Linked DNA regions of Homo sapiens: regions 2 and 3 are each linked to region 1. Evidence: chromatin loops called from intact Hi-C (ENCODE). Cell type or tissue: endothelial cell of umbilical vein. All regions are shown on one strand. Links, peaks and the distances in the headings refer to the core of each region. The heading gives the core; the rest is flanking DNA.

Evidence for each region. A loop is a pair of places that touch in the nucleus more often than their neighbours do. Peaks named below come from ENCODE experiments on the same cell type or tissue, not always from the same donor. Only the 100,000 strongest peaks of a DNase experiment are listed, where the experiment ranks them.
Region 2: a loop joins it to region 1, with 9 times the contacts of the local background. A loop is called at or near these places in 4 of 110 quality-filtered maps.
Region 3: it touches region 1 in a loop (2.8-fold over the local background); 2 of 110 quality-filtered maps call a loop at or near these places.

The regions. Positions count from the first base shown.
Region 1 is chr9:129,024,479-129,034,684 of GRCh38, reverse strand. SH3GLB2 (SH3 domain containing GRB2 like, endophilin B2) reads left to right here and starts at 6,354. Exons shown (of 11, transcript NM_020145.4): 1 at 6,354-6,593. The coding sequence starts at 6,531. RefSeq lists enhancers at 4,638-5,377, 5,378-6,117, 6,802-7,365, 7,366-7,929, 7,930-8,493 and silencers at 5,992-6,421, 6,462-6,971, 7,854-8,085. In endothelial cell of umbilical vein, for the core only: a CTCF peak has its summit at 6,041; a DNase peak (open chromatin) is centred at 6,164; H3K4me3 peaks cover 1,022 bases.
Region 2 is chr9:128,815,771-128,820,770 of GRCh38, reverse strand. ENDOG (endonuclease G) reads right to left here and starts at 2,271. Exons shown (of 3, transcript NM_004435.2): 1 at 1,586-2,271; 2 at 1-32. The coding sequence starts at 2,086. KYAT1-SPOUT1 (KYAT1-SPOUT1 readthrough) reads left to right here. Exons shown (of 25, transcript NR_182311.1): 25 at 1-1,120. It overlaps SPOUT1 (SPOUT domain containing methyltransferase 1), which reads left to right. Exons shown (of 12, transcript NM_016390.4): 12 at 1-1,120. RefSeq lists enhancers at 1,268-1,357, 1,308-1,873 and a silencer at 1,978-2,037. In endothelial cell of umbilical vein, for the core only: a CTCF peak has its summit at 2,375 (motif pointing left); a DNase peak (open chromatin) is centred at 2,380; H3K4me3 peaks cover 1,340 bases.
Region 3 is chr9:128,731,091-128,741,296 of GRCh38, reverse strand. ZER1 (zyg-11 related cell cycle regulator) reads left to right here. Exons shown (of 16, transcript NM_006336.4): 12 at 410-525; 13 at 1,178-1,366; 14 at 5,866-5,963; 15 at 7,769-7,871; 16 at 9,903-10,206. The coding sequence ends at 9,960. It overlaps ZDHHC12-DT (ZDHHC12 divergent transcript), which reads right to left. Exons shown (of 2, transcript NR_046240.1): 2 at 8,054-8,455. Among named protein-coding and RNA genes, the nearest start is that of ZDHHC12-DT, 12 kb to the right of the region's middle. RefSeq lists enhancers at 8,103-8,603, 8,604-9,104. In endothelial cell of umbilical vein, for the core only: CTCF peaks have their summits at 7,708 and 7,910 (motif pointing left); a DNase peak (open chromatin) is centred at 7,866.

The sequences.
Region 1 (10,206 bases), core at 3,197-8,196:
CCGGATGTGGTGGCTCACGCCTGTAATCCCAGCACTTTGAGAGGCCGAGGCGGGCAGATCACCAGGTCAGGAGTTCGAGACCAGCCAGACCAACATGATGAAATTAGCCAGGGGTGGTGGCATGCGCCTGTAATCCCAGCTACTCAGGAGGCTGAGGCAGGAGAATCATCTCTTGAACCCGGGAGGCGGAGGTTGCAGTGAGCCGAGATGGCGCCACTGCATTCCGAGACTCCGTGGGGAGGGGAGGGAAGGGGAAGGCAAGGGAGGGGACGGGAGGGGAGGGTGGTCCAAACAGCGGATGCCCAGTGCCCGGCATGGTGGGACTGGTGAGAGGTCTGGCATGGGGTGAATAGGAGACTGGGCAGAGTGGCTAAAGGGAGTCGGGGATGTTGTTGGGGTCCAGGCGGAATGAGTGCACAGGCCAGAGTCATTAGTGGGGTTGTCTGGCACAGGGGAGGAGGCGCATGGGATGATAAGCTTAGACACCCAGGCTGAGGGTGCTGTAAGTACTGTGGTAACTTTGGAATATAAAATTAGCCGGGGGTGGTGGTACCTGCCCCCAAATACTTGGGAGGCTGAGGCAGGAGAATCGCTTGAACTCAGGAGGTGGAGGTTGCAGTGAGCCAAGATCGTCATGCCATTGCACACCAGCCTGGACAACAAGAGTGAAACTCCGTCTCAAAAAAAAAAAAAAGGGTGGGGGGGGGGCCAAGGGCCAGGCACGGTGGCTCATGCCTGTAATCCCAGCACTTTAGGAGGCTAAGGCGGGCGGATCACCTGAGGTTGGGAGTCGGAGACCAGCCTGACCAACATGGAGAAACCCTGTCTCTACTAAAAATACAAAAAATTAGCTGGGCATGGCGGCAGGTGCCTGTAATCCCAGCTACGCAGAAGGCTGAGGCAGGAGAATCGCTTGAACCCGGGAGGCGGAGGTTGCAGTGAGCCGAGATCGTGCCACTGCACTCCAGCCTGGTGACAGAGTGAGACTTCATCTCAAAAAAATAAATATAATAAAATAAAATAACTGTCCTCTAACTGGCAAAAGGTGTTTTGTTTTGTTTTTCTCTAGCAGCCAAATAAGCACTGGCTTCCAATGAAGGATGTATTAAATAAATAAATAAATAAATAAATAAATAAATACAAACAAGCATTGGCCTCAAGATAAGCAACACTCAAACAACTGCAGCTCCTTCAGCTCCCGGACGCTGACTAACTGAACTCCTGTTCTACTAGCCTAACTATAGCTTTCATTGGACAAAAGACTAATTTCAGTTACTCTTCTGATAAGACCAACAGCTGGGTGCGGTAGCTAATGGTTATAACCCCAACACTTTGGGAGTCTGAGGCAGGAAGATCACTGGAATCCAGGAGTTGGAGATCAGGCTGGTCAATACACAGCAAAACGCCGTCTCTATAACTTGCGGTCCCAGTTCCTTGGGAGGCTGAGGCGGGATGATCAATCGCTTGAGCCCAGGAGGTTGAGGCTGCAGTGAGCCGTGATTGTAACACTGCACTCCAGCTGGGTGGCAGAGCGAGACCCTGTCTTAAAAAAAAAAAAAAAAAAAAAGAATTAGACCACTGGCCATGGACCAGTTCTGGCCATTTTGCAGAGATTGGCCGTTGTGTGCCTTCATGTCCCTAAACAATCCTCTTGACATATAGGGCCTAATTGTAATACATCTAAATATTAATTCACCACAAAGTGAACATGGGACCACCTTGATGAATATTCATAGCACCTCCTGCAACCTGTTGAATATGTATGTTTAGTCAACCTATTCAGCATAAAGCTCCTACCACAAGTTCTCCTCCTTCCTGGAGGCGATGCAGGATTTTTCTTGACTTCTTTGTTGGACTTGCGATGGGGGTGCCCTGTCTAGGCCAGCCCGCCATGCTCAACCCTTGTGGGAGGGAGCATGTGGGCGAGCAAGTGCAGGATCCCGCTGGCTGCTCTGGGCGTGGGCAGAAGGAGGCTCCATGCAGGCCCCATGGCGGTGCCCAGGTCGGGGTGCCTGCAAACCCTGAAGCCCCAGAGGACATGTTACAGTGCTCTCTTAGCTCTGCTGTCCATGGACAGCAGTGTGTTATCAGCTCGGTAGGCTCCTTGCTTTGCCACGTGGGGTGGCTGCTCTCTGCCAGTGAGGGCAGAGGGCCAGTATGACGACCTTTTTCGGGTACCCGCACTTGGTGGGTCCTGAGCTCTCGTCTAGTGTCCAAGAAGAATGAGGTCACCTGGACACTTGAAGGATAGCAAAGGAGGAGAATTTTATTTTATTTTATTTTATTTTTATTTATTTATTTATTTTGAGACAGAGTCTTGCTCTGTCGCCCAGGCTGGAGTGCAGTGGCCTGATCTTGGCTCACTGCAACCTCTGCCTCCCAGGTTCAAGTGATTCTCCTGCCTCAGCTTCCCAAGTAGCTGGGAATACAGGCACCCACCACAACCACGCCCAGCTAATTTTTTGTATCTTTAGTTGAGACGGGGTTTCATTGTGTTAGCCAGGATGGTCTCCATCTCCTGACCTCATGATCTGCCCGCCTCGGCCTCCCAAAGTGCTGGGATTACAGGTGTGAGCCACCGCGCCAGGCGAGAATTTTATTAAGCAGTAGAAATGACTCTCAGCAGAGAGGTGAACTGGAGAGGAGATGGGACGGGCAGGTAATCTTCCCCTGAAGCCTGGCCTCTCTGGATGGCTCTTCCCTGTAGTCAAGCCATCTCCCTGAAGTTAAGCCATTTCTCCTCTGAAGTCTAGCTTCTTCACTCTGAAGTAAAGTCGCCTCTCTCTAGTCAAGCCACTTCTCTCTCCCTACCAACTGAGTCTGGGGTCTGGGGGGGGTGGGTCTTTATAGGTACAGGATGGGAGGTGGGGTGGGCTGTAGGTAGTTTTGGAAAAGGCAACATCTGATTGGTAAAAAGGCACGATTCAGAAAGAACCAATCAGGAGAGAGCAGGCAAACGGATGGATAGAAATTCTCACTTTGGGCCACAGGATTCAGGCTTTTCAGCTGGAAGGTAGGGTTTTGCCAGGGACCCGCCCCTGTCTGCCTAGTATTTCTCTGCCTCCTGCCTCTGTCACAGGCATGCTTCCCAATTTGTGGGATGGTCACCTTGCAGTCTGTACCCTTTTATAAGAAATAAAATCTTCTTTCCTTCTTTAAATGTATACATCTTGATTTTTTTTTTTTTGAGATCGAGTTTCACTTTTTTTTTTCCTTTTTTTTGAGGAGGAGTCTCGCTCTGTAGCCTAGGCTGGAGTGCAGTGGCATGATCTCGGCTCACTGCAACCTCTGCCTTCTGGATTCAAGCTATTCTCCTGCCTCAGCCTCCCTTGTAGCTGGGACTACAGATGCACACCACCTCGCCTGGCTAATTTTTGGATTTTCAGTAGAGAAGGAGTTTCACCATCTTGGCCAGGCTGGTCTTGAACTCCTGACCTCGTGATCCACCCGCTTTGGCCTCCCAAAGTGCTGGGATTACACGTGTGGGCCACCATGCCTGGCCGGAGTTTCGTTCCTGTTGCCCAGGCTGGAGTGCAATGGCGTGACCTCGTCTCACTGCAACCTCTGCCTCCTCGGTCCAAGCTATTCTCCTGCCTCATCCTCCCTAGTAGCTGGAACTACAGGCCTACACCACCACGCCCAGCTAATTTTTGGTATTTTTAGTAGAGATGGGGTTTCACCATGTTGTCCAGGCTGGTCTCGAACTCCTGACCTCAGGTGATCCGCCTGCCTCGGCCTCCCAGAGTGCTGGGATTACAGGCGTTTGCCACCGCACCTGGCCTACATCTTGATTTCTTTTTTTTTTTTTTTTTTTTTTTTTTGAGATGGAGTTTCTCTCTTGTTGCCCAGGCTGGAGTGCAATGGCGCTATCTCAGCTGACCGCAACCTCTGCCTCCCGGGTTCAAGCGATTCTCCTGCCTCAGCCTCCCAAGTAGCTGGGATTATAGGCATGCGCCAGCACGCCTGGCTAATTTTGTATTTTTAGTAGAGACAGAGTTTCTCTATCTTGGTCAGCTGGTCTTGAACTCCTGATCTCAGGTGATTCGCCCGCCTTGGCCTCCTGGGATTACATGTATGAGCCACCATGCCTGACTAGATTTTTTTAAAGTTAACACTGGCTAAATGAATGATATAGTCAGCTATAAACAGATGATAGTAAATAAGTCCATGATCAATACAGACAAATAGAAACAAACACATAGTGAACACAAAAACAGAAACACAGAGAATCAGAGTTGAGGGATTGCAGATGTGTGAATGACATGAAAGTTGATGAAGGCAACATGTACATACTGGCCCAAGTACATGACAGGATGGCCCAGGTAGGTGGAGTTTTGAAAGCTCCCAGGTGATTTAATGTTAGAGCCATTGACTTGTTGACCCAGAACCAGGGCTGGGAGAGGGAACAGGGTCTGGATTTTGAACAAGCCCCCAGGTGACTTGAGGCTCACCCTGCAGAGCCATGCTGGGATAGGTGACAGAAACTGGGGTAAGTATAGAAAGATGAACAAAGCCAGATAGAAGAGGGTACAGCTTGGGAACAGAGCTCTCCACTGGGTTCAAAGGTGAAACCTAGGCCGGGCGTGGTGGCTCACACCTGTAATCCCAGCACTTTGGGAGGCGGAGGCAGGTGGATCACGAGGTCAGGAGTTCAAGACCAGCCTGACCAACATGGTGAAACCCCGTCTCTACTAAAAATACAAAAATCAGCCGGGCGTGGTGGCACATGCCTGTAATCCCAGCTACTGTGGAGGGTGAGGCAGGAGAATCGCTTAGACCCCGGGAGGCGGTGGCTGCAGTGAGCTGAGATGGTGCCACTGCATTCCAGCCTGGGTGAAAGAGCGAGACTCCATCTCAAAAAGAAAAAAAAAAAAAAAGAGGAAACCTAGAGGTAGACAGCAAGGAGAGGTGAAGACCAGTACAAAGCCTCTATCTGAGCCCCAAGGGAAGGCATTTGGGGTCAGGAGCACCTGTAGGTCATCTCCTTGCCTGGGGCTGTGAGGAGCTGGTTTCAAGGTTATCACACATCTGTGCTCCCAGGGCAGCTCATTCTCTCCACCCTGACAGTCACCCAACCTTTGATCTCCTCCTCTCACCACACAGGGGGCTCCAGGCCCCAGCTCCAGAACCCCCTCCCTTCCCGTGACCGCCACCCCAACCCTCCTCCAATTTGGGGAAGCCACAGGGCCTCCCAGGCTGACAAACAGCTGTTCCAGCGGTGGAGGGCAAGTCCCAAGCCTGACTCCGGCTCAGTCACCAAGGTCAGGGCAGAAGAGAGGAGGAGAGGTCAGAGAGGAGGAGTAACGGGAGGAAACCCAAGGGAAACAGAGTGGAAGAAATGGGAATGGGAGGGAGGGGGTGTGAATAAAGAGCGGAGATGAAGAGGCACAAACAGGGGAGAGGCAGCAGGCCTGGGTGGTGGGAGGAGAAAGCAAGAGAGGCCCATTTTAGAGATCTGTTGCACATATTGGTGACTACTCAGTCACTTAGTGACTTTGGGAGACTGAGGCAGGCAGATTGCCTGAGATCAGGAGTTCAAGACCACCCTGGGCAACATGGCAAAACCTTGTCTCTCCTAAAGTACAAAAAATTAGCGGGGCATGTTGGTGGGCGCCTGTAGTCCCAGCTACTCGGGAGGCTGAATGAAGCAGGAGAATCGCTTGAGCCCGGCAGGTGGAGGCTGCAGTGAGCCGAGATCGCGCCACTGCACTCCAGCCTGGGCGACAGAGCAAGACTCTGTCTACAAAAAAAAAAAAAAAGTATTGCATATTTCAAAATTGCTAAAAGAGTACATTTGAAATGTTCTAACCACAAAAAAAGTAGGTGAGGTGATGGATATGTCAATTAACTTGATTTCATCATTCCACAATTTCATCACCTTGTAGGCCGTAAATATATATTTATCAATTAAAACTTTTGAAAAGCATTGGTAAGATGGCAAATAATATGTAATTATGGCGTGTACCTGCAATCATCTAAGAGCACATGTGTTCCAGTTTTAATAATTTTAGTAAAAGGAAAAAAAGAGGCCGGCCCAATCCGCGGCGGCAGGCGCATGGGGGCAGCAGCGAGCACTGCCCAGCAGCGAGCCCTGCCCAGCACAACCTGCTCCCCAGACCAACCCCCGCTCTGGCCGCGCCAAGGCCTCGCCCCCACCCATGTAGCTCCGCCCCACTGCCCTCTCGCTCCGCCCCTGTCCCGCCAGTCCCGCCCCCTCCGACTCCGCCCGGCTTCCGCCAACCAGCCCGGCCCCCGCCCCTCTAGCTCCGCCCCACTGCCGTCCCGTCCCGCCCCGGCACCGCCAGCTCCGCCCCCGCCCCTCTGGCTCCGACCCGCGGCCTCCGCGCCCCGCCCTGCGCGCTCGGGCTGGCTCGGCGGCTGCGGCGGGCGGGCAGGCGGGCAGGCCGGCAGGCGGGTGCGCGGAGGGCTGGTGCCCCGCAGCAGGTGGGCGGGGTGCGGTTGGCGGCGGCGGCTGGGCCGGGGGCTGCCGGCTGCGCTCGGGCCGTGCGCGGCGGCCGTGCGGGCACGCCATGGACTTCAACATGAAGAAGCTGGCGTCGGACGCGGGCATCTTCTTCACCCGGGCGGTGCAGGTGAGGCCTGGCGTCGCGCCGTGCGCCGGGGGCCCGGATGTGCGGCGGGCGGGGAGCACCCTGCGGCAGACGCCTGGGGACGCGGGAAAGCCCTCCCGGGCTGCTGCCCTCGTCCCCGCCGCGGCACACCTCTGCCCCCCTGAGCCCTTGCTGACCGGAAGAGGGAAAGAGCCCGTGCGGCCCGAGCCGGGCCTTGGCCCTGCTGCCTGGGGCGAGGCACCGGTGCCCACCCTTTGGGCTGGTTGGGTTACCCTGCTCCCCTGGCGCCTGCCTGGCTGAGGAGGGGAGGAGGCACCGGCTGGGTGCTACCTCCCTGCCCTTGTCCAGCAGTGACTGGCGCCTGGCGGGGCATTTAGCGACCTGGGTCCCAGGCCCAGGGACTCATGCGTCCACCACAACCCCTTCTCCGAGCCTCAGTCTCCGCACCTGTGCAATGGGCGGCTGGTGCCATGAGTCCCTCATGGCCATTTCACACGTTTGGATAGTCAGGCCGGAAGCCAGGAGTTGTTTCTTTTCTGCTCCACGGGAGGTCTGTTTCCTTGGTCCCTGGGCCTGGGGGATGGAGAGAGGGCTGGGGTCTGGCTGGGAAGCTGTCCAGGCCCACGATGCTGAGATTGGAAGAAGTCCTATCCGTTTAGGGGCAGAGAGTAACAGGCAACTCAACATCATGGGAAGACCTAGGGTCAGGTGTGGGTGGGAATGTGCCCTCCTGTGACCTTGGGGGAGGGGCCTTCATCTCACTGGGCCTCAGTTTCTCAGTCTGAAAAATGGGATCAGTATTCCTGCCTCCCAGGACAGATGCGAGGATTCTGTGGGACTCTGCATATGTGTGCTCACCAAAGGCAAGCTCATTATTGGTGTCAAAGTGGTTAATATTGCACCTGTGCAGCATGTGACCTTGGACAAGTCACTTCTCTCAGAGCCCCGCCCTCCCCTTCTGTAAATCTGGTGTAACACCGTGGTTATGGGATTCAGTGGGATTCCGCAGGCCCGGGGCTGGCCCATCCCAGGGTTCTGGGAGCAGGTCCTGTAGTCTTGTCTTTGTCGTTGTCGTTGTCATCGTTGTTGTTTCTGTTGAGTACAGTTCTCTCCCCACCCCCAACCCGGGCACTCCCCTCCCCAGGAGCCCACACCCAGCCAGCAACCCATGTAGTCATGTTTACTAGAAGGTGCTGTGTCCCGCTGAGGATTAGCATCCCAGCGAGAATTCACTGCTTAATGTGTTCCAAGTCTGGTGGGCAGCCCCAGCCCTAGTGGAGATGCCAGGATCCCAGAGCCCCTCGGATTGGACGGCCCCAGTCCATCTGGGAGGGGGGAACCCACTCTGCTGTTGGTATGGCAACCACACTATCTCCCACATCTGGGAAGAACCTGATCTGCCAGTTCCCTGCTAGGGCTGGGGCCCTGCTGCCTGACCTGGCCAGGGCTCTCAGGACCTAGGCAGGGCAGGGCCTAGGTGTGGCTCCGCTTGGTGGGAGCTGCCCCACAGGGTCACTGTTACTGGAGTGGGAGCCAGCAGTCAGGCCCCAGCCTCGGGGTGGGAGGGAGGGAGCTGAGAGCTTTATAAATAGAGGCTTTCTCTGCTCTGCACGCCCACCCCACTGCTGCCATTTTCCCGGGAGCAGCCTCGGACTCCAGCACCAAACCCCTTCCTCTTGGCAGGATTGGGGCAGAGTGGCAGGCCAGGGGATAGAGAGGCCTGAAATGTGACCTGGCAGGAGAGGCCACAGAGGGGCTCCGCCTGAGACCAAGCTGGCCTGGATGGGAGACAGTCAGGAGGGATGGGAGAGGGGTTCTTTATGATCAATACATGTGATGGGCTCAGGAACCTCCCAGTCCCTGCAGGTACAAGAAACAACTTTAAGAGCCTCCCCGATCCAGCAAGGAACAAGGCCTTGGCCCTGAGATGAGGATCCAGAGGGCAGGATCCCTTTTGTATGGGTCATTCTGGGATGGTCTCCTGCATGGAGGGCCCCTGAACTGTGCTCAGAAAGTAGGGAGGGGCTCATGATGTTGGTCCAAGTGGCAGGAGCAGCCCAGATAAGGGCACCGAGGCAAGAAAACCTAAGGCAGATTTGGACAAGATGCCAGTGGGGGTGGGAGAGGGCAGGAGGAGTGATAGTACTAATACTATTAGTAGTAATTGCAGTAACAGTAATAGTAGTGGTAGAAGTAATACTTATAAAGTCCAGAGAGGTGGTGGCATCGTCATCATGGAGCTAGGCAGACTGCAGTGGACATGGGATGGATGCCGTCTAGTTTGGGAAAGCCTGGTAGAACTTCTCACCTGGGCAGATGTGGCCTGTAAGGGAGGGCGGGGTGGGGAGTGCTGCTCTGAACCTTGGTAAGGAGGGGAGGTGTTGAGGTGCACATTTAGGGTGATGCCCTTGGTACCATCAGGGTAGCTCCTGAGAGCTGAGGAGGGATGTGAGGGAGGCCTGCCTGCCTGCCTGCCTGCCTGCCTGCCTTCCTTCCTTCCTCCCTTAGTCCCTCTCTCCTTTCTTCTTTCCTTCCTTTTTTTTTTTTGAGACAGAGTCTCATCCTGTCGCCGAGGCTGGAGTGCAGTGGCACAATCTCGGCTCACTGCAACCTCCACCTTTCAGGTTCAAGTGATTCTTCTGCCTCAGCCTCCCGAGTAACTGGGATTATAGGCACCTGCCACCACTCCTGGCTAATTTTTTTTTTGTACTTAGTAGAGACAGGGTTTCACCACGTTGGCCAGGCTGGTCTCAAACTCCTGGGCTCAAGTGATCCTCCTGCCTCGGCCTCCCAAAGTGCTGATATTACAGGTATGAGCCACCATGCCTGGCCTTTTTTTTTTTTTTTTTGAGACGGAGTCACTCTGTCACGCAGGCTGGCGCAGTCTCAGCTCACTGCAGCCTCCGCCTCCCCGGTTCAAGCAATTCTCCTGCCTCAGCCTCCCGAGTAGGTGGGATTACAGGCGCCCACCACCACGTCATGCTAATTCTTGTATTTTTAGTAGAGATGGGGTTTTACTATGTTAGCCAGGCTGGTCTCGAACTCCTGACCTCACGTGATTCACCTGCCTTGGCCTCCCAAAGTGCTGGGATTACAGGCGTGAGCCACCATGCCTGGCTTCCTTGCTGTCTTTTTTTTTTTTTGAGATGGAGTCTCGCTCTGTCACCCAGGCTGGAGTGCAGTGGCGTGATCTCGGCTCACTGCAAGCTCCACCTCCCAGGTTGATGCCATTCTCCTGGCTCAGCCTCCCGAGTAGCTGGGATTACAGGCGCCTGCCACCACGCTTGGCTAATTTTTTGTATTTTTAGTAGAGATGGGGTTTCACCGTGTTAGCCAGGATGGTCTTGATCTCCTGACCTCGTGATCCGCCCACCTCGGCCTCCCAAAGTCTTTCTTTTTTTAAGGCAGGTTCTTGGTCTGTCACCCAGGCTGGAGTGCAGTGACATGATATTGGCTCATTGCAACCTCCGCCTCCTGGGCTCCCACCTCAGCCCCTTGAGTAGCTGGGACTACAGGTGGGTGCCACCACGCCCAGCTAATTTTTTTTTTTTTTTTTGAGACTGAGTCGCACTCTGTGGCCCAGGCTGGAGTGCAGTGGGGCGATGCTCATTGCAAGCTCCGCCTCCCAGGTTCA
Region 2 (5,000 bases), core at 1-5,000, 210 kb after region 1:
TTGTTCCAGGCATTCTGGTTGAGGTGGGGCACCTGGTAGGAGAGATAGGGCTTAGCAGGACTGTGGCTGGGACCCTTCCTCCTCTATCAGAGGGCCGCCCCAGGTCCTGAGGGGATGGACAGGCTCAGAGATATCCAGTGAGACAAGCGGGGGGAAACTGAGGCTCAAGGAATGAAAGTCACTCCCTGAAACCCAGGGCTGATAGAGTGCTAGCCACCACCCTCTGTCCCTCCCACAGCCCAGGTGTCAAAGTCTTTTCTCAGCTCCCAAGAGTCGAATGAAGGAAGAGCCTGTCTCCACCTTTCAGAGAGGACTGAGGCCTGTCCCCAGCCCCACCCAGGGTCTCCTGGGAAGACCAGCCCTTCCAACTACCAACCCGTTCCTTTTCCCAGTCTGAGCCACAGGAAGAGCCTAGCGGGGAATGCCATGAATCGACCTCCATCCTGAGCTCTCCAGGCCTGGGACAATGGAAAGTGGATAGGGGGCTGTCTTCCCAGAAGGAAGCTGGGTCAGAGGTTGGTGCCCCATGGGCTCCACCCAGAGCCCCATGGCAGTCTCCATCCATTGGTGCCAGGACCTGCTGGGAACAGGCTGAGAGGGTGGTTGGCCCAGTGCACAGTGCCTGGCACTAACAACCTGATCGTGGGCCAGGTGTCTGCCTCGAAACTGCCTGAAGGCAGGCAGGGTAGGACAATGTCTGGAGGCTCACGGTTTTATAGACTAGGGGTCCCCAACCCCTGGGCTACAGACCGGTACCAGAACCGGGCCACACAGCAGGAGGTGAGCAGCAGGCGAGCAAGGGAAGCTTCATCTGTATTTACAGCCACCCCCCCATTGATCCCACAGCAGCCTGAGCTCCGCCTCCTGTCAGATCAGTGGCGGCTGGAGATTGTCATAGGAGCTGGAACCCTATGGTGAACTGCGCATGTGAGGAGGTTGCGCGCTTCTTTTGAAAACCTAATGCCTGATCTGTCGTTGTTGCCCATCACCTCCAGATAGGACTGTCTAGTTGCAGGAAAACAAGCTCAGGGCTCCCACGGATCCTACATTACTGTGAGTTGTATATTTCACTATATGTTACAATGTAATAATAATAGAAATAAAATGTACATAAATGTAACGCACTTGAATTATCCTGAAACCCGCCCTCACCCACCAAGCCGTGGAAAAACTGTCTTCCACGAAACCGCACCCTGGTGCCCAATAGGTTGGGCGCTGCGGTTCTACAACAGACAGCCTTCTTCTGCTGTGTGACACTGTGCCCGTCACTTTGCCTCTGTGAGCCTCAGCGCCTCATCACTACCGCAGGAGGAAGGTGAATAACGGTATTATCCCCATTTTTTTGACGAGGAAAGCGACGCTCAGGGAGGTGCCCAGGGTTCGCAGTTGAAGCTCAAGCCCTGGTCGGCCTGCAGACCCTGTGCCTGGAGCCCAGTGCTCCTCCCTCCCGCCACGGGATGTCACTGCGATGCCTGACCGGGGGCGCGTTGGGCAGCTGCCCCGTTCTGCAGAAGAACAAACCGAGGCCCCGCGAGGCCAGGCGCCGGCCCCGCATTCCGCGACCGGCCCGGGGCGCGGGCGCTACCTGGGGCGCGACGTTGCTCAGGTAGAACGTGTCGTCCATGGCCTTCTGGCTCCAGCGGTGGTTGGCGGCGGCGGCCAGGTGACCGCGGTCGAAGCCACTGCCGCGGTAGTCGGCGTTGGTGGCACGGTGGTACGCGTGCACCGAGTCGTCCTCGCGGAAGTCGCACTCGCGCCGGTCGCCGTCGCCGCGGAGACGCTCGGGTCGCAGCTGCTCCACCACCCAGAGCGCGCCGCGGGTGCGCGGGTCGTAGCACAGCACGTACGACTCGCGGCTCTTGAGCTGCGCCAGCCCCGGCAGCCCGTACTTGGCCAGCTCGCCCGGGCCGCGGGGTCCCCCGGGCACAGGGGGCAACTCGGCTGCCGCCGCCACGGGCAGCACGGGCAGCCGGCCCAGCAGTCCCGGCGCCGCCCGCGCGTCCTCCCGCCGCCGCCGCCAGCCCTCGACGACCGCACCCAGCCCCGCGCCCGACGCCAGGGTCAGGCCGGCCCGCAGCGCCCGCATGGCCGGGGAGCGACCTAGCGGCGGGCGACCCGCGAGGCTCTTAAAGGAGCCGCGTCGCGGGATCCAACGAGGGCACAGGGCTGCTGGGGCCGCGGACGATAGCGTGACCTCCCTTCCACTCACAAACACTGCCAAGGGCTTGGGCCTCGGAACCCAGAAGGGAGCAGCAGAGCCCAACCGGGTGTCCCCGGCGTCCTTTCTTTGCGCATTTAAGACGCCGGTATGAGGGGCGTGGCATCGTCGCCTCAGCTCGCGATTGGCCACCATCAGGCCTGGCTCCGCACCCGCCTCGCAGGCCCCCTGCTGGTCGTGGGGTGGGAGACACTCTCTCCTCTGCGCCTGCGCAGGGAGCTCCTGCTTAATACGCTCCGCGGAAGGGTCAAGCACTGTCGAAAGCTTTTACTGTCACTGCTTAGTCTCACCCTCTACACCGCTCGGAGAGTGAGCTCCTAGTTCGCAGAGCAGGCACAGGGCCCCAGGTATATCTGGCCCTAGGCTATCCTCCATGACACCATAAAATAAGCCCCGCAATTCTACCAGATTGGCAAAGGTTTCTTTTTTTTTTTTTTTTTTTTTGAGACGGAGTTTCGCTCTGGTCGCCCAGACTCGAGTGCAATGGCGTGATCTCGGCTCACTGCAACCTCCGCCTCACAGGTTCAAGCGATTCTCCTGCTTCAGCCTCCCAAGTAGCTGGGATTACAGGCATGCGCCACCACGCCCGGCTAATTTTGTATCTTTAGTAGAGACAGGGTTTCTCCATGTTGGTCAGGCTGGTCTCAAACTCCCGACCTCAGGCGATCCGCCGGCCTCGGCCTCCCAAAGTGTTGGCATTACAGGCGTGAGCCACCGCGCCCGGCCCAGATTGGCAAAGATTTTAATTAACAGCAGTTTGAGGACAAGGATGCAGACGGCTGATGCTGGCTGCTGGCTGGAACAGAAACCTGGGGCGAATATTCCAAAAAACAGCTTGACAGTACAGTACAAGCGAAGCCTTAAAAAGGTTCATACCGTTCAACCCACGCAGAGGGCTGAGCTGGGGAAATCTCGGGAATGCAAGGATCTCGAACGCAAATATTCACCAGAGTATTACACTGCCGGCAGGAATAAGCAAAATATTCAGAAATATGGACTGGTTAAGGACTTTTATTTTTTGAGACGGAGTCTCACTCTATTGCCCAGGCTGGAGTGCAATGGCGTGATCTCCGCGCAGTGGAACCTCTGCCTCCCAGGTTCAAGTGATTCTCCTGCCTCAGCCTCTGAAGTAGCTGGGATTACAGGCGCGCACCACCAGGCCCAGCTAATTTTTTTTTTTTTTTGAGACGGAGTCTCGCTCTGTCGCCCAGGCTCACTGCAACCTCCGCCTCCTTGGTTCAAGCGATTCTCGTGCCTCGGCCTCCTGAGTAGCTGGGACTACAGGCGCGCGCCACCACGCCCAGCTAATTTTTGTACTTTTAGTAAAGAATGGGTTTCACCATGTTGGCCAGGCTGGTCTCGAACTAACTCCTGACCTTGTGATCCACCCACCTTGGCCTCCCAAAGTGCTGGGGTTATAGACATGGGCCACCCAACCCAGCCACTCTTAGCATTTTTTTTTCCTTTAAGGAAAATAAGGTCTTGTGCTGTCACCCACACGGAGTGCAGTGGCAAGATCACAGTTCACTGCAGCCTTGACCTCCTGGGCTCAAGCCATCCTCCTGCCTCACCCTCCCGAGTAGCTAGGACCACAGACACATATCATGATGCCTGGCTAACTTTTAAATTTTTTATAGAGATGGGGCCTCGCTATGTTGTCCAGGCTGGTCTTGAACTCCTGGCCTCCAGTGATCCTCCTGCCTTGGCCTCCCAAAGTTACAGGCATGAGCCACTAAGCCCTCCTGAGGTCAGTAGTTTGAGACCAGCCTGGCCAACATGGCGAAACCCTGTCTCTACTAAAAATACAAAAATTAGCTGGGCATAGTGGACCGTGCCTGTAATCCCACCTACTGGGGGACTGAGGCAAGAGGATTGCTTGAACCTGGAGGGCGGAGGTTGCAGTGAGCCGAGATCATGCCACTGCACTCCAGCCTGGGCAACAGAGTGAGACTCTGCTTCAAAAAAAAATATGGGACAGGGTCTTGCTTTGTTGCCCAGGCTGTTCTTGACCTCCTGGGATCAAGTGATCTGTGGGCCTCAGCCTCCTGAGTAAATGGGACTACAGGCTATGGTGTATCACCATACCCAGCTACTTTCAGCAATTTTGAAATATACATTAACTATAGTGACCATGCTGTAGTTTGTGTTTTTTTTTTTTGGAGACAGAGTTTTGCTCTTGTTGCCCAGGCTGGGGTGCAATGGCGTGATCTCGGCTCACCACAACCTCTGCCTCCCAGGTTCAAGTGATTCTCCTGCCTCAGCCTCCCGAGTAGCTGGGATTACAGGCATGTGTCACCATCCCCAGCTAATTTTTTGTATTTTTAGTAGAGACAGGGTTTCTCCATGCTGGTCAGGCTGGTCTCGAACTCCCGACCTCAGATGATCCACCCACCTCAGTCTCCCAAAGTGCTGGGATTACAGGTGTGAGCCATCGCACCTGGCCATACCATGCTATAGTTCTAAAAAAAAAACATTCCTGGGCCGGGTATGGTGGCTTAGGCCTGTAATCATAGCCCTTTTGGAGGCCAAGGTGGGAGGATTGCTTGAACCAAGGAGTTCAAGACCAGCCTGGGCAACATAGTAAGACCCCCGTCTCAAATTAAAAAAAAAAAAATCCTCCTGTCTAGCTGAAACTGTACCCTTTGACCAACATTTCCCCATTCCCCACCGCCCCAACTCCCACCAATCCCCAGACTCTGGTACCATCATTCTACTCTCCACCTCTATGAGTTGTTTTACATTCCGAATATAAGTGAAACCATGTCGTGTTTGTCTTTCTGTG
Region 3 (10,206 bases), core at 5,207-10,206, 300 kb after region 1:
TCCTCGGCCGTTGTTCTCAGGCTGCCCACAGCTGGCCAGAGCCCACTACGCTACGAGCTGGACAGCGGGTCTGTTCATCCTTAAACACATGCTCTGTTTTCCTGCTTTAATTTCTAGGAGGGTCCCTTAAACTAGTATTTTGAGCTTTGGTGAACAGAACCACGTCTGTCCCATAGGTCAGATCTCTAATCAACCTTTGTCTTTGTGGCAAGCAATCCCACCCCTTTAATTCCTTAGTGTGTGTACCCAGCACTGACCTAGGAGCATTGGAGGGTAGGAGGGCAGCATATATGCCCCCTCTTTGTCTAGTTGGCATGGCCAGATGCCCATGAAGCTTTTTGGTTAACAATACCAGATACTAAGTCATTAAGTACTAATTGATGCGGCCCATTGGCTCTCCTTTTCCCAGGAATTCCCAGAGAAGCAGGAACTGCATAGGAATATGCTAGGACTTTTGGGGAATGTGGCAGAAGTGAAGGAGCTGAGGCCTCAACTAATGACTTCCCAGTTCATCAGCGTCTTCAGGTTGGTATTTTTAATCCTTTCCCTTTTTGCCTTAGCTGCCACAATGCTCAGAGCTCTAGCGTTTGCTCAGTTGCACAACTGCTCTTAGCCTAGGTTTGCTATAAATGTCATTTTCCCTCGATAATGTGGTTTCTTATTCATTCAATCCTTCGTAAGTGGTCCTTTTGTAATTATATCTTTTTTTTTTTTTTTGAGATGGAGTCTTGCTCTGTCACCCAGGCTGAAGTGCAGTGGCACAATCTAGGCTCACTGCAAGCTCTGCCTCCCGGGTTCACGCCATTCTCCTGCCTCAGCCTCCCGAGTAGCTGAGACTACAGGCGCCTGCCACCACGCCCAGCTAATTTTTTTGTATTTTTAGTAGAGATGGGGTTTCACCATGTTAGCCAGGATGGTCTCGATCTCCGGACCTCGTGATCCACCTGCCTTGACCTCCCAAAGTGCTGGGATTACAGGCGTGAGCCACTGCGCCCAGCCTGTAATTATATCTTAAATGACCTCAAATCCCTTTAGAAGTAGTCTGGGTATATAGACGATATGGGATAAAGAAATAAGTAGCACCTCTTGCTTCTGGTTTTAAGTTGGGGTCCTGCCGCTGGTATCTGAAGAGAAACTGGGGGAGTGGGACTCCATTTTTCTGTCTTTCTCCTGGCAGCAACCTGTTGGAGAGCAAGGCCGATGGGATCGAGGTTTCCTACAATGCCTGCGGCGTCCTCTCCCACATCATGTTTGATGGACCCGAGGCCTGGGGCGTCTGTGAGCCCCAGCGTGAGGAGGTGGAGGAACGCATGTGGGCTGCCATCCAGAGCTGGGACATAAACTCTCGGAGAAACATCAATTACAGGTGTGGGCAGGGCAGGGAGCGGGGATGCGGTGTGGAATATGGGGTAAGTGCTGGGCAGGATGCTCATACCATTAAGGTCTGCTCAGAGCTCCCACCTTCCTTCTGGTCTTCTGTAGGGTTCTGCTTTCACTCATTGATACGTAGCCGCACACAGCACAGAGCATACATAAGGGCACGATCTCATCCGTGCAGCCTGGAGCATTTGTCATACATGCCAACATCTGCATGTACCCAAAGCCTGCTCTTTGCAAACCACTAATACCTACTGATTTGTGGGGAGGGGTGGGGAGAAAATAGACACACAACAGAAAACCATACAGGTGGGCCGGGCACAGTAGCTCTTGCCCATAATCCCAGCACTTTGGGAAGCTGAGACAGGAGGATCACTTGAGCCCAAGATTTCCTTTCTTTTCTTTTTTTTTTTTTTTTGAGACAGAGTCTTGCTCTGTCGCCCAGGCTGGAGTGCAGTGGTGCAATCTCAGCTGACTGCAAGCTCTGCCTCCTGGGTTCACGCCATTTTCCTGCCTCAGCCTCAGAGTAGCTGGGATTACAGGCACCCGCCACCACGCCCGGTTAATTTTTTTGTATTTTTAGTAGAGACGAGTTTTCACCGTGTTAGCCAGGATAGTTTCGATCTCCTGACCTCGTGATCCGCCCACGTCGGCCTCCCAAAGTGCTGGGATTACAGGCATGAGCCACTGCGTCCAGCTGAGCCCAAGATTTCAAGACCAGCTTGGGCAACATAGTGAGACTTCCTCTTTACGAAAAATTTTAAAAATCAGGCCAGGTGCAGTGGTTCACGCCTGTAATCATAGCACTTTAGGAGGCTGAGGCGGGCAGATCACGAGGTCAGGAGTTCAAGACCAGCCTGCCCAACATGGTGAAACCCCGTCCCTACTAAAAATACAAAAATTAACCTGGCGTGGTGGCACATACCTGTAATCCCAGCTACTCAGGAGGCTGAGGCAGGAGAATCGCTTGAACCCAGGAGGCAGAGGTTGCAGTGAACCGAGATGGCGCCACTGCATTCCAGCCTGGGCAACAGACCAAGACTCCATCTCAAAAAAAAAAAAAAAAAAAAATGAGCTGGGTGTGATGGTGCACACCTGTAGTCCCACCTACTGGGGAGGCTGAGGCAGGAGGGTCACTTGAGCCCAGGAGGTCGAGGCTGTAGTGAGCCAACATCATGCTACTGCACTCCAGCCTAGGGGACAGAATGAGACCATTTCTTTAAAAAAAAGAAGAAGGTCAGGCGCGGTGGCTCACACCCGTAATCCCAGCACTTTGGGAGGCAGAGGCGGGCGGATCATGAGGTCAGGAAATCGAGACCATCTTGGCTAACGCAGTGAAACCCCACCTCTACTAAAAATACAAAAAATTAGCCGGGCGTGGTGGCATGCGCCTGTAGTCCCAGCTACTCGGGAGGCTGAGGCAGGAGAATGGTGTGAACCTGGGAGGCGGAGCTTGCAGTTAGCCGAGATCGCGCCACTGCACTCCAGCCTGGGCGACAGAGCGAGACTCCGTCTCAAAAATAAATAAATAAAAATAAAAATAAAAATAAATTAAAAAAACAAGAAAACAAAACAGGGCCGGGCACAGTGGCTCACACCTGTAATCCCAGCACTTTGGGAGGCAGAGGCGGGCAGATCATGAGGTCAGGAAATCGAGACCATCTTGGCTAACGCAGTGAAACCCCACCTCTACTAAAAATACAAAAAATTAGCCGGGCGTGGTGGCATGCGCCTGTAGTCCCAGCTACTCGGGAGGCTGAGGCAGGAGAATGGCGTGAACCTGGGAGGCGGAGCTTGCAGTTAGCCAAGATCGCGCCACTGCACTCCAGCCTGGGCGACAGAGCGAGACTCCGTCTCAAAAATAAATAAATAAAAATAAAAATAAAAATGAATAAAAAAAACAAGAAAACAAAACAGGGCCGGGCACAGTGGCTCACACCTGTAATCCCAGCACTTTGGGAGGCTGAGGCAGGCGGATCACCTGAGGTCAGGAGTTCGAAACCAGCCTGGCCAACACAGTGAAACCCCATCTCTGCTAAAAATACAAAAATTAGCCAGGCATGGTGGTGGGCACCTGTAATCCCAGCTACTTGGGAGGCTGAGGCAGGAGAATCACTTGAACCTGGAAGGCAGAGGTTGCAGTGAGCCAAGAACTCGCCACTGCACTCCAGCCTGGGCAACAGAGTGATACTCCATCTCAAAAAAAAAAGAAGAAGAAGAAAACAAGAATCGTTCATAATCTCACTCCCTGAAAGAGAACTCCTGTTGACATTTTGGTGTGTCTCCTTCCAGCAGTGTTTCTATGCACAGATTTCATTACTTTAAGTCAAGCTGGCATCAATTCCTACTGTTTTGTGACTGACTGGCCAATCACCAGGCATGGATCTCCCTCGTCATTTTAGGACGGAGTCACTTTCTTTGTGCCATCCTGTACAGATGGACATTTCAGTTGAAAACCCATACTGGGAGGAACAGGCTGACATTGGTAGCGTTGCCAGTGTGCCAAGTACTATAGTTCTTGGGGAGAAAGGAAGCGGAATCGCTGGCCCAGGAGTTTTGCACACACGTGTTTCAGGCTTTTGGACCATGACTCCAGGCTGGCCCACAGAAGGCCCTCGTCAGAAGAGCAGTCACAGGCCGGATGCGGTGGCTCACACCTAGAATCCCAGCCACTTTGGGAGGCCAAGGCAGGAAGATCACTTGAGCTCAGGAGTTTGAAACCAGCCTGGGCAATATAGTGAGCCCTCACCTCTACAAAAAAAAAAATTTTTTTTTTGAGACGGAGTCTCGCACTGTCACCCAGGCTGGAGTGCAATGGTGTGATCTTGGCTCACTGCAACCCCCGTCTCCCAGGTTCAAGCGATTCTCCTGTCTCAGCCTCCCGAGTAGCTGGGATTACAGGTGCACGTTACCATGCTCAACTAATTTTTTGTACTTTAGTGGAGACGGGGTTTCACTGTGTTGCCCAGGTTGGTCTCAAACTCCTGAGCTCAGGCAATCCACCCCCCTCAGCCTCCCAAAGTGCTAGGATTACAGGTGTGAGCCATTGCACCTGGCCAAAAAAAATTTTTTTTTAATTAGCCAGGCATGGTGGCTCACACCTATAGTCCCAGCTCCTCAGGAGGCTGAGGTGGGAGGAACACTTGCATGGCCTGGAAGGTCAAGGCTGCAGTGAGCTGTGATCATGCCACTGCACTCCAGCCTGGGCAGCAGAGCGAGACCCTTTCTCCAAAAAAAAAAAAAAAAAGGCCAGGCATGGTGGCTCACGCCTGTAATCCTAGCACTTTGGGAGGCCAAGGCGGGTGGTCAGGAGTTCAAGACCAGCCTGGCCAACAGCAAAATGATGCTCTAACCAAAAATTAGCTGGGCATGGTGGCATGCACCTGTAGTCCCAGCTACTCGGGAGGCTGAGGCAGGAGAATCATGTGAACCCAGGAGGCAGAGGTTGCAGTGAGCCGAGATTGCACCACTGAACTCCAGCCTGGGCGACAGAGTGAGACTCCGTCTCAAAAAAAAAAAAAACAAAGAAAAAAGGGCTGGACATGGTGGTTCACGCCTATAATCCCAGCACTTTGGGAGGCCAAGGCAGGTGGATCACTTGAGGTCAGGAGTTCGAAACCAACCTGGCCAACATAGTGAAACCCTGTCTCTACCAAAAATACAAAATTTAGGCCGGGCGCGGTGGCTCACGCCTATAATCCCAGCACTCTGGGAGGCTGAGGTGGGTGGATCACGAGGTCAGGAGATCGAGACCATCCTGGCTAACACGGTGAAACCCCGTCTCTACTAAAAAATACAAAAAAATTAGCCGGGTTTGGTGGTAGGCGCCTGTAGTCCCAGCTACTCGGGAGGCTGAGGCAGGAGAATGGCGTGAACCAGGGAGGCGGAGCTTGCAGTGAGCCGAGATCATGCCACTGCACTCCAGCCTGAGCGACAGAGCAAGACTCTGTCTCAAAAGAAAAAAAAATGCAAAAATTAGCTGGGTGTGGTGGCACACCCCTGTAGTCTCAGTTACTCAGGAGGCTGAGGCAGGAGAATCGCTTGAACCCAGGAGGCAGAGGTTGCAGTGAGTGGAGATTGCACCAGTGCACCCCAGCCTGGGCAACAGAGCGAAACTCCGTCTCACAAAAAAAAAAAAAAAAAAAAAAAAAAAAAAAACCAGGTCACACGTGCTTCTGTTCCCAGGGTGCCTCTCCCCTCTTCCCCACAGGCTGGGTCTCTGCTCCTTGCTGAGGTCTCCAGCTTTCTGCTCCTCCTAATCTGGGTCCCTTGTGCCTCCCTCATGTGCTTGTGCCTTTATCCTCTCCAAGGGAACCTTGTTGTGCAGCCTGCCAGTGGGATGCAGGGCCAGCTGTCCCTTCTCCCTGGCATCCTGCCAGCCTATCATGGTTGGTCACTAGGATTCTCCAGTGGGAGGAAACCTCAGACAAGAAAAGACACACTCCCCACCCTCAGCATCCACAGTGACCTTGATTTCTTTTCCTGCAGGTCATTTGAACCAATTCTCCGCCTCCTTCCCCAGGGAATCTCTCCTGTCAGCCAGCACTGGGCAACCTGGGCCCTGTATAACCTCGTGTCTGTCTACCGTGAGTGCCAACTTGTCCTGGGTTCAGACACTCATCCAGCTGAAAGCAGATGTGCCCTCAGGGAGTTTGTAGTCCAGGAGGGGGGCATTAATTGCTGCTGTCAGCTTTTGTGCCTCAGAGCAGAACCCTCCACTTTCCAGCGTTTGTGGGACACCCAGCTTAAGGGCTCACTCCTGCCTCATCACCAGAAGCAGGCCTGGCAGGCGAAATACCTGTGCAGAGTTCCTAGACAGCTTTCTTAATGCTTCCCGCTTCCATGTGCAGGAACAGTCCAAAATCTCCATGCCTGCTGGGCTCAGTGGTGCACACCAGCTATTCAGGAGGCCGAGACAGGAGAATTGCCTGAGGTCTGGAGTTTCCAGCTGCAATGACCTATGATCATGCCTGTGAATAGCCATTGCACTCCGGCCTGAGCAACATAGTGAGACCCCCATCTCCAGAAGTAAAATAAAAGTCTCCATGCTGTCTGCATGAAAAAAAAAAAAAACACATACCATCAGCTGGTTCCAACCTGGCAGGTCACCAGAATCACCTGGTAAAAATACAGATAAATCTTAGTCCTTGGATTTGTTGAAAAAGAATATCCAGAGACAGGGCTTAGAAATCTATATTTTTACAGAAATTCCTCAAAGGATCACCATCTTTAGGAGCCACTGGTTTCACTGGTTTGGGTGACATCTTCCATAGAATGAGCGCTGGAGGCCAGGCATAGTGGCTCACACCTGTAATCCCAGCACTTAGGGAGGCTGAGGTGGGAGGATTGTTTGAGCCCAAGAGGTTGAGACCAGCACAGGCAACACAGCGCAACCCTGTCTCTACTTAAAAAAAAAAAAATTAGTCCGGGTGCAGTGGCTCATGCCTGTAATCCTAGCACATTGGGAGGCTGAGACGGGCAGATCATTTGAGGCCAAGAGTTTGAGACCACCCTGGCCAACATAGTGAAACCCCGTCTCTACTAAAAATACAAAAATTAGCTGGGCTTGATGGCACGTGCCTGTAGTCCCAGCTACTAGGGAGGCTGAGACAAAATAATCGTTTGAACCCAGGAGGCAGAGGTTGCAGTGAGCTCAGATCGTGCCACTGCACTCCAGCCTGGGTGACAGAGTGAGACTCTGTCTCAAAAAAAAAATTATATCTATTATATATATATATATATTTTTTTTAAGATTTTATATATATATATATATATTTTTTTTTTTTTTTTTTGAGACGGAGTTTTGCTCTGTCGCCCAGGCTGGAGTGCAGTGGCGCGATCTCGACTCACTGCAAGCTCCGCCTCCCGGGTTCACGCCATTCTCCTGCCTCAGCCTCCCGTGTAGCTGGGACTACAGGCGCCCGCCACCATGCCTGGCTAATTTTTGTATTTTTAGTAGAGACGGGGTTTCACCGTGTTAGCCAGGATGGTCTCGATCTCCTGACCTCGTGATCCGCCCGTCTCGGCCTCCCAAAGTGCTGGGATTACAGGCGTGAGCCACCGTGCCCGGCCATATATATATATATTTTAAGATTATATATTTTATATATATATATATATAATTTTTTTTTAAAAAAAAGAATGAGCTCTGGAAATAAATGCAGCAACTTCAAACCAAGGAGTCACCTCTTGCCTCCCCTACATGGACGCAGAACTCCCACCCATGGGGCTGGGCCCACGTCTTGCCCCCATTTCTAGCACTGCCCCCACCAAGGGCTGTGCCTTCACACCCCCGACACCAGGATAGTCCTCACAGACAGGGTGGGTTTCTGGGCCTCGGGCTGATAAGAAGACCCATCCTGATCCTCTGCTGTCTGCTCCTATCCCACAGCGGACAAGTACTGCCCTCTGCTGATCAAAGAAGGGGGGATGCCCCTTCTGAGGGACATAATTAAGATGGCGACCGCACGGCAGGAGACCAAGGAAATGGCCCGGTAAGAGACCAGCAGTGTGTTTCTGCCTGGAACCTTGGTTTAGGGGAGTAAGGGCATAGCGGGCGCCCTCTGGAGGTTAGGAATGGCTGAAATTCCCAGGGACAGCTTAGAGTTGAGTATGGAGGTTGACAGTGTATTGATGTCCACCTGGGGCCTCTCCAAATGTCATCTCGACCACATTGTGGCTGGAAATTAGATGACCAAGCTCGGAACGGAGCATCAGGGCCCTCGTTTGTAAGCTTAGTTTTCTTTTATTCCCAACAAATTCCATCCTTTTATCACTGGGTATTAGCAAGTCAGGTCAGAACTATTCATTATTTTTGGCCAAAGACATTCCCACTAAAGAAGGGACACAGTGTGGTAAAATACATTCTAGAGATAAGATGAGGCAGAGTGCGAGTGAGTTTGCTGAATGTGAAGATCACAAACATGGTGGAGTCTCGGCCTTCCGTGGCTCTGTGGCTTTCACTGCAGCATCTAAAATGTCACCGCCTCCAGTTCTCGAGTTGATCAGGACACGAGAGACTCTCAGGGATGCGACGTGTCGAAATCGTCGAACGACCTTGTTTTCTCCAGGATTCATTCTAGAAGGGAGAACAGTCAAGCTGACCCGAGCACACTTTTTCATGGCTCTGTATAGAGCAAAAGTTCACATGGAGGAGGGGCCTGAAACTCAGAGGCTCCTCAGCCAGCCACTTCCTGGGCCAGGGGAGGGAAGTGTCAGCTGGTTCTGCTATTATATCTGGCCAAAGGCGCTACTGGCCAGGCGAAGTGGCTCACACCTGTAATCCTAGCACTTTGGGAGGCTGAGGTGGGTGCATCACTTGAGGTCAGGAGTTCGAGACCTGGCTAACATGGTAAAACCCCGTCTCTACTAAAAATACAAAAATTAGCTCGGCGTGGTGGTACGTGCCTGTAATCCCAGCCACTTGGGAGGCTGAGGCAGGAGAATCACTTGAATCCAGGAGGCAGAGGTTGCAGTGAGCCGAGATGGTGCCACTGCACTCCAGCCTGGTCAACAGAGCGAGACTCTGTCTCAAAAAAATAAAATTTAAAAATAAATGGACGGGGCCCACCCCTAGGTTTTCTTTTCCAGTACATCCGGGAGGTGGGAGGTGGCCCTGGAATTTTCATGGTTAACAAGGATTCCCGGGAAATTTGAGAAGCACTGGGTAAGACTGACCAGTTACCTACCACAGTCACTTTGAACATTTCTCCAAGGCCTGTGATGGGAATCTGAGGCACTGGCCTGTCTGACAGCAAGGAGTAAATGACCCTGGACAATGCTTAGGAGAAGGCCCTCGGCCTGTCCACTGACCTCTCTCCCACTCTGGGTATTTGTTTCCTAAAAGGTATTGGGGCATCCCTTTAACACACAGAGGCTGCAGTGAAGCCCCCAAACCACAGGCTTGGTGTTGAATGGGCAAGCTGTCCGGGGTCCAAGGTGACAACCAACAGTGATGGGTGGCAGGGGTCAGGCTGGGGCGGGCGAGACTCGAAATCTGAGCTGGAGTGCTGAGCCCTGGCTGCCACAGGGTAGTGGGGGCCCTTGTGCGAGCACAGCTGCCCCTGCCCGACCCTGGACCTGCCACTGGATCCGGGCCTCTAGGGGAATCTGATGTGCAGTCAGTTTGGGGACCACTGGTGGACTTCTGGAAAGAGAAGGGTCTAGTGTGCAGGGAAAATGAAGAAGAGGTCGCTAAAGAAACTTCCAAAGGGTTTTGGAGGTCGGGCCTGAGCTGATTTGGGGACCCCCTATCCACAGATGCCCTGGGACTGGGGGTGGGAGAAGAGGGGCATGGAAAGGAAGGAAGCGGAGGATGGCTGGTGATGGCATTCACGGCCACAGGTGCCATTCCCTGAGTCCCCTGCACATGCCAGCCACTCTGCCAGCCCCTCTGTCCACATCATTCGGTCAGCATCACCATCACTATGAACACGTGTTTACCCAGCTGCCTAATGATCTCGGAGGGGCTGGGCTCACCCCCACCCAAGCCCACCCTCCAATCCTGTCTCCCCCATTGTCTCCAGCAAGGTGATTGAGCACTGCAGTAACTTTAAAGAGGAGAACATGGACACGTCTAGATAGAGGCCTCCGTCCCCATGGCCGCCACCGCTCTGGACCACAGGCGGGGAGGAAGCATGCTCAAGCAGCCCAGCGGGCGGGCCCCTTCCGAGGGAGCCTCCCACGGAGTGAAGAGACATGGGGGACTTTTGCACAACCGACGCTTTTCCTTAATGTTAGTGAGATATATATATATTATATATATATATTTTTTTTTTGGTTAGGAAGTGTGAAGTTTTGTGTGTATGATTTCTGTGCAAAAACAAAAGC